Linked DNA regions of Homo sapiens: region 2 is linked to region 1. Evidence: chromatin loops called from intact Hi-C (ENCODE). Cell type or tissue: ovary. All regions are shown on one strand. Each heading gives the region's core, and the rest is flanking DNA. Links, peaks and the distances in the headings are about the cores only.

Region 1 (2,923 bases), core at 203-2,702:
GTCACTATTAAACTTGGGCAACTTGGGCATACATGAAAATTATTACCTGGTGGTATGGTTAGGCTTTGCAAAATGTGAGGACATTTGGGAGGGGCCAGAAGCAGAATGATGTGGTTAGGTTTTGTGACCCCATCCAAATCTCATCTCGAATGTGTTTAGGGAGGGACCTGGTGAGAAATGATTGGATTATGGTGGCAGATCCCCCATGCCACTCTCAGGAATTTGGGAGTGAATTCTCACCAAGATTAGGTGGTTTTATAAACGGTAGTTCTTCCTGTGCTCATACATGCTGTCTCTCACCTGCTGATATGGAAGGGAAGTGCTGGGTAGAGGAGGGCATGGTCTCTGGCTATGGCTCCACCCCTGGGCCTGTGCCCACGGACCTAGGTGAAGACAGGCATTTTTGTTTTCCTGCCCAAATGTTGCATTTCCCAAGACCATACTGGCCTGCCACGCCCCCATCTTGTGCCTATAAAAACCCGAGACCCTCATCACGCCTGTAATCCCAGCACTTCGGGAGGCCGAAGCAGGAGGATCACTTGAGGTCAGGAGTTCGAGACCAGCCTGGCCAACATGGTGAAGCCCCGTCTCTACTAAAAATACAAAAATTAGCTGGGCGTGGTGGCAGGTGCCTGTAATCCCAGCTACCCCAGAGGCTGAGGCAGGAGAATTTATCGAACCCGGGAGGAGGAGGAGGTTGCAGAGAGCCGAGATCTTGCCACTGCACTCCAACCTGGCGAGAGAGGGAGACTCGTCTCAAAACAAAAACAAAAACAAAACAAAACCCGAGACCCTAGCAGGCAGACACACAGGCAGCTGCACCTCGAGAGGAACGCGTCAGCGGAGGAACACACAAGCGGCTGGAGGTGGAGAGTAATGCACCAACAGGCACTGACACTCCAGCAGGCCATAGACCGGCAGAACGATGCGGAGTTTGGCTGGGGCAGTCGGAGGAGAGCCCAGGTCACTGAGCAGCCCGACTCCAGGGGAAAACCTTCCCACTCCATCTTCTTCTGGCTTCTCCCATCTGCTGAGAGCTACCTCCACTCAATAAAACCTTGCACTCATTCTCCAAGCCCAGGTGTGATCCGATTCTTCCAGTACACCAAGGCAAGGACCCGCGATACAGAAAGCCCTCTGTCCTTGTCACAGAGTAGAGGGTCTAATTGAGCTGGTTAACACAAGCCGCCTATAGATGGCAAAACTAAAAGAGCACACGGTAGCACACACCCACTGGGGCTTCGGGAGCTGTCAACATCCAGACCTAGACACTGCTGTGGGGTCAGAGCCCCACGACCCGCCCATCTGTATGCTCCCCTAGAGGTGTGATCAGCGGGGCACTGAAGAAGCGAGCCACTCCCCCTGTCGCATGCCCTGCGAGGGGGACCAGGAAACTTTTCCCATTTCACTGCCACCATATAAGATGTGCCTGCTTCCCCTTCTGCCATGATTGTAAGTTTCCTGAGGCCTCCCCAGCCATGCAGAACTGTGAGTCAATGAAACCTCTTTTTTTATTACCCAGTCTCAGGTATGTCTTTATAGCAGTGTGAAAATGGACTAATACACCTGGTTTACTTTTTTACTGTAATACAGATTCCAAGGTTCCAAACCCCAGATTTTCCAATAATATAGACATGTAGGATTATGCATTATATTTTACTATGTTTGTTTGGGTTTCATGATTGAAGTGAACAACAATTCAGGCTTTAAGAGGGGAATGTTCTAATTTGGACTCATCAAGGGAACTAATCCCAGGATTATAAATTAGAAGTATCTGGGTTTTTTTAAATCACTTCCTCACTTAAATACCTCTGTTTAAATTTTAGACTAGGAGATATCTAAGAACTGCACCAATGCTACATCACTGTAGTGCCAAGTATTTAAAATAGCAATCCCTTAACATCACATGAAAAAAATTAGATCTGTCACAACTTGGTCAAGGGAACATGTTGAATTAGAATAGCTTTAAGAACCATTCTGTGGAAATACACACCCCTAAGTTTATTCATATCCATATTTTGATCTAAGTTTTATTAATATGAAAATACACCATGCAAGGATGTTTGTTTAGTGACCCCACTGTTAGATTTAACTGGGAATCCATTATATTAGCAAATTCACAGCTGTGAGGCTGTGTTGGTGCAAGGAAGCTGAAAATTAGAAACTTGAGTGGATTTCAATACCTAATTCCACAGCGAACGTAGGAAAATTAGAGCTGAAAAAGAAATTATTCTAAGTTGAAGGCAATTTAGCTTTCATTCTTTCTCATTTTAACAGTCCCTGTTTTAAAAGATGCCCAACTGTACATCTGTAGAACGAAAAAAAAAAAAAACTGAGTTTTTTGAAACAAACTCATGTTCTACATCCTTGACAATAAATATCTTTTATATATTTTCTAGTCTCTGTTCTTCCATTTATTATCATGGAAAAGGGCCTCTTTACATCTCAGTTGAACTATTGTACTAGTCTAATAAATTACCCTGATGACATTCTCACTTCCTAAACTCTCCAAATTTAATTTCCATCTTTCCACCAGGGAGATCTTTCTAAACTTTTCATATGACTGCTACTTGTGTAAAATCTTCCAACAATACTTAACAACAGAGTCCAAATTTATAACATTCATGTGTGATTTGGTCTCTTGCCTAGTTCATGAATTTCACCTCAAACTCAAATTTCAGATATTCTGAATTCTCTAACTCTCCAACTCTCCAACTCCTTGACACTTCCATGACTTTGCAAGTGATGGTTTATCCTGCTGGATCGTGGTTTGCCATCATTTCCTGGGTAATTCAGCTAAGTAATGACCTGCCCTCTGAAATTGATTTTTTTTTAACTCCCTAGGCTTTACTAGATGTGCCTTCTCTGGGGTTTTTGAAAACCCTATACATTCTATCATCAGAGCTTCATAGCATACAAGAAG
Region 2 (2,923 bases), core at 174-2,673, 63 kb after region 1:
GTAATTTACACTGAAAATCTAGTAATCTAAAAATCTAATAAAAACACAAAGCTATGAATAGGAAATGAATTTAGCAAAATTCTAGGATGCAATACCAATATAGAAAAGCATGAAATATATATGTAAATATATGTGTGTATAAATATATGTATGTATTTATAGGTATTCAACAACACAGGGAAATAACATTAAACTTAAAATATATTCATAATAGCATCAAATCAAAACACTCAACAATAGGTTTTATTTAAAATATGCAAAGAAAGCATAGGTTTTTAATAAATAATTAAATAAATTAACATTTTTTACAGAAAGAAATTGCAGAAGACCTACATAAATTGAGTTACAAACCATGTATGTATTTTAAAAGTCTCAATATTATTAAAATGCCAATCCTCCCCAAATTTAAATGATATATTGAACACCATTCCAATTAAGTTTCCAGAAGTTTGTTTTGTGAAAATTGACAACTCAATTCTAAGACTTGTATGGAAATTCAAAGAATCCAGATTAGCCAAAATAATTTTGTAAAAAGTAATCAAATTAAAAGGCCTTGAATTATCTTATCTCATGGCTAAAATAAGCTACTGTAATCAAAACAATGTGGTATTGATGCATTGAAAGACAAATAATTTAGAGCTACAGAATGGTGTCCAGAAATATTTTAACACATACATGATCAATGAATAGTGAGTAAAGTTATAAACAATTTTGAATGCTTGCTTATATCAAGCAACAGCTTATGTGAGATATCAATATCTAAATGTAACATTTTAGAACTCATAATATAATGTGTTTGCAACCTTGGGGTAAGGAATGCTTTCTTATGTTGAACACAGAAATCACTGTACATAAATATTTTATAAAATGAAAAACTTGACTTTAACAAAATTAGTAAGATTTGCTCTCAGAAAAAGCAAAACTTAGAAAACAGAAATGGAAGGACTTGACTTGAAAATATAAAACAGAATTGGATCTTGAATTATAAAGTACTTTTACAACTCAATGATAGGTACCCAAACAGCCCAATTTAAAAATGATTAAGAGATACAACTTAAACACAGAGGAAAGGCTTAAAAATGAGTGTATGATAAAGCAAATATAGTACAATTAGTAGAATATGGGTGTTGGGTATGCACATTCTCATTATATCAATGTTCTTTCAATTTTGTCATATATTAGAATTGTTTATAATAATAATAAATAAAAATATTGAGCTGTCCATTTACAATTGAAGTACTTCATTTTGGTAAATAGTGTTTCTAGAGAAAGGTTCTCCAATTTTACTGTACATAAATATGATTTGTGAGTTACAAACAACTGCAACAACAACAAACAATGCAACAAAACAGAAGGTATTGGCTCTACTTTGATTCTAATCTGATTGGTGTAATAGTCATTTATATTTTTAGAACCTTCCCAGGTTATTAAAACGTACCTTCAGATTTTGGAACTACTGATGTAAGGCTTTGTACACAAATAATTCACCTGGACTTGTTGTAAATGCACTTTCTGATTTAGTAAGTCCAGGTTTTGAAATTGTACATTTTCAATAAGCTTCTGTAAGGTCCAGCCCTACAGGGCCTGTGGGTTTTTCTCTTCGTGTGCGGAGACGGTAGATGGTAGAAATAAAGACACAAGACAAAGAGATAGAAGAGAAGATAGGTGGGCCCGGAGGACCACTACCACCAAGACACGGAGACCCATAGTAGCCCCAAATGCCTGGCTGCAGGCAAGAGGGCAGGGTAAGGCGTGTGAGTCTTCTCCAATGATAGGTAAGGTCACGCAAGTCACGTGTGGACAGGGGGCCCTTCCCTATTTGGTAGCCCAGGCAGAGAGAGAGGGGACAGCTTACGTCATTATTTATTCTATGTATTTCTCCGAGAGATCAAAGACTTTAATACTTTCACTAATTCTGCTACTGCTTTCTAGAAGGTGGAGCCAGGTGTACAGGGCGGAACATGAAAGTGGACCAGGAGTGTGACCGCTGAAGCACAGCATCACAGGGAGACATTTAGGTCTCCGGATGGCTGCGGGCAGGCCTGACTGATGTCAGGCCTTCCACAAGAGGTGGTGGAGCAGAGTCTTCTCTAACTCCCCACGTGAAAGGGAGACTCCCTTTCCTGGTCTGCTAAGTAAGGGGTGCCTTCCCAGGCACTGGCGCTACTGCTAGACCAAGGTCGGCTAAGTAACTGGTGCCTTCCCAGTCACTGGCATTACCGCTGGACCAAGGAGCCCTCCAGTGGCCCTGTCCGGACGTGACAGAGGGCTCACACTCTTGTCTTCTGGTCACTTCTCACCATGTCCCTTCAGCTCCTATCTCTGTATGGCCTGTTTTTTCCTAGGTTGTAATTGTAGAACAAAGATTATTATAATTTGGAATAAAGAGTAATGCTACAAACTAATGATTAATAATATTCATATGTAATCATATCTATAATCTATTTATTGTATAACTATTCTTATTGTATATATTTTCTTTATTATACTGGAACAGCTAGTGCCTTCAGTCTCTTGCCTCGGCACCTGGGTGGCTTCCCGCCCACAAGCTCCTAAGTGATGTAGATATTGATGGACCAGGGCCACACTTTCTGTTCCCAGGTTCTGCCATCGTATCACATTAAGTGTGCATCAGAACGTCCAGGAGAGCTTTTTGAACGTGAAATTGCCAAACTGTATTCCCATCACCAACTACTTCTGATTGAATAATTTTGGAGTATGACTCAAGGATGTTCACGTCTAGAAAGTTCTCAGGTGATGTTGGTCCTCTTGGAAAAAGAACCAACTTTGAGAATCATTACTCTAAAGCTGTGCTGTTCAATGTGGTAGTCAATAGCCACATGTGGTAGTCAATAGCCACATGTGGTTATTAAATATATGAAATGTGACCAGTTCAAATCTAGACATTCTTTTAGTATAAAAT

The links. Hi-C counts contacts between places; a loop is a spot of excess contacts. Peaks named below come from ENCODE experiments on the same cell type or tissue, not always from the same donor. Only the 100,000 strongest peaks of a DNase experiment are listed, where the experiment ranks them.
Region 2: it touches region 1 in a loop (4-fold over the local background); 2 of 110 quality-filtered maps call a loop at or near these places.

The regions. Positions count from the first base shown.
Region 1 is chr16:63,290,934-63,293,856 of GRCh38, forward strand. All of the region lies in intron 4 of LOC105371308 (a long non-coding RNA gene), which reads right to left. Among named protein-coding and RNA genes, the nearest start is that of LINC02165, 440 kb to the right of the region's middle. In ovary, for the core only: no CTCF peak of the experiment used is centred there; a DNase peak (open chromatin) is centred at 1,306.
Region 2 is chr16:63,353,859-63,356,781 of GRCh38, forward strand. All of the region lies in intron 2 of LOC105371308 (a long non-coding RNA gene), which reads right to left. Among named protein-coding and RNA genes, the nearest start is that of LINC02165, 370 kb to the right of the region's middle. In ovary, for the core only: no CTCF peak of the experiment used is centred there; no DNase peak of the experiment used is centred there.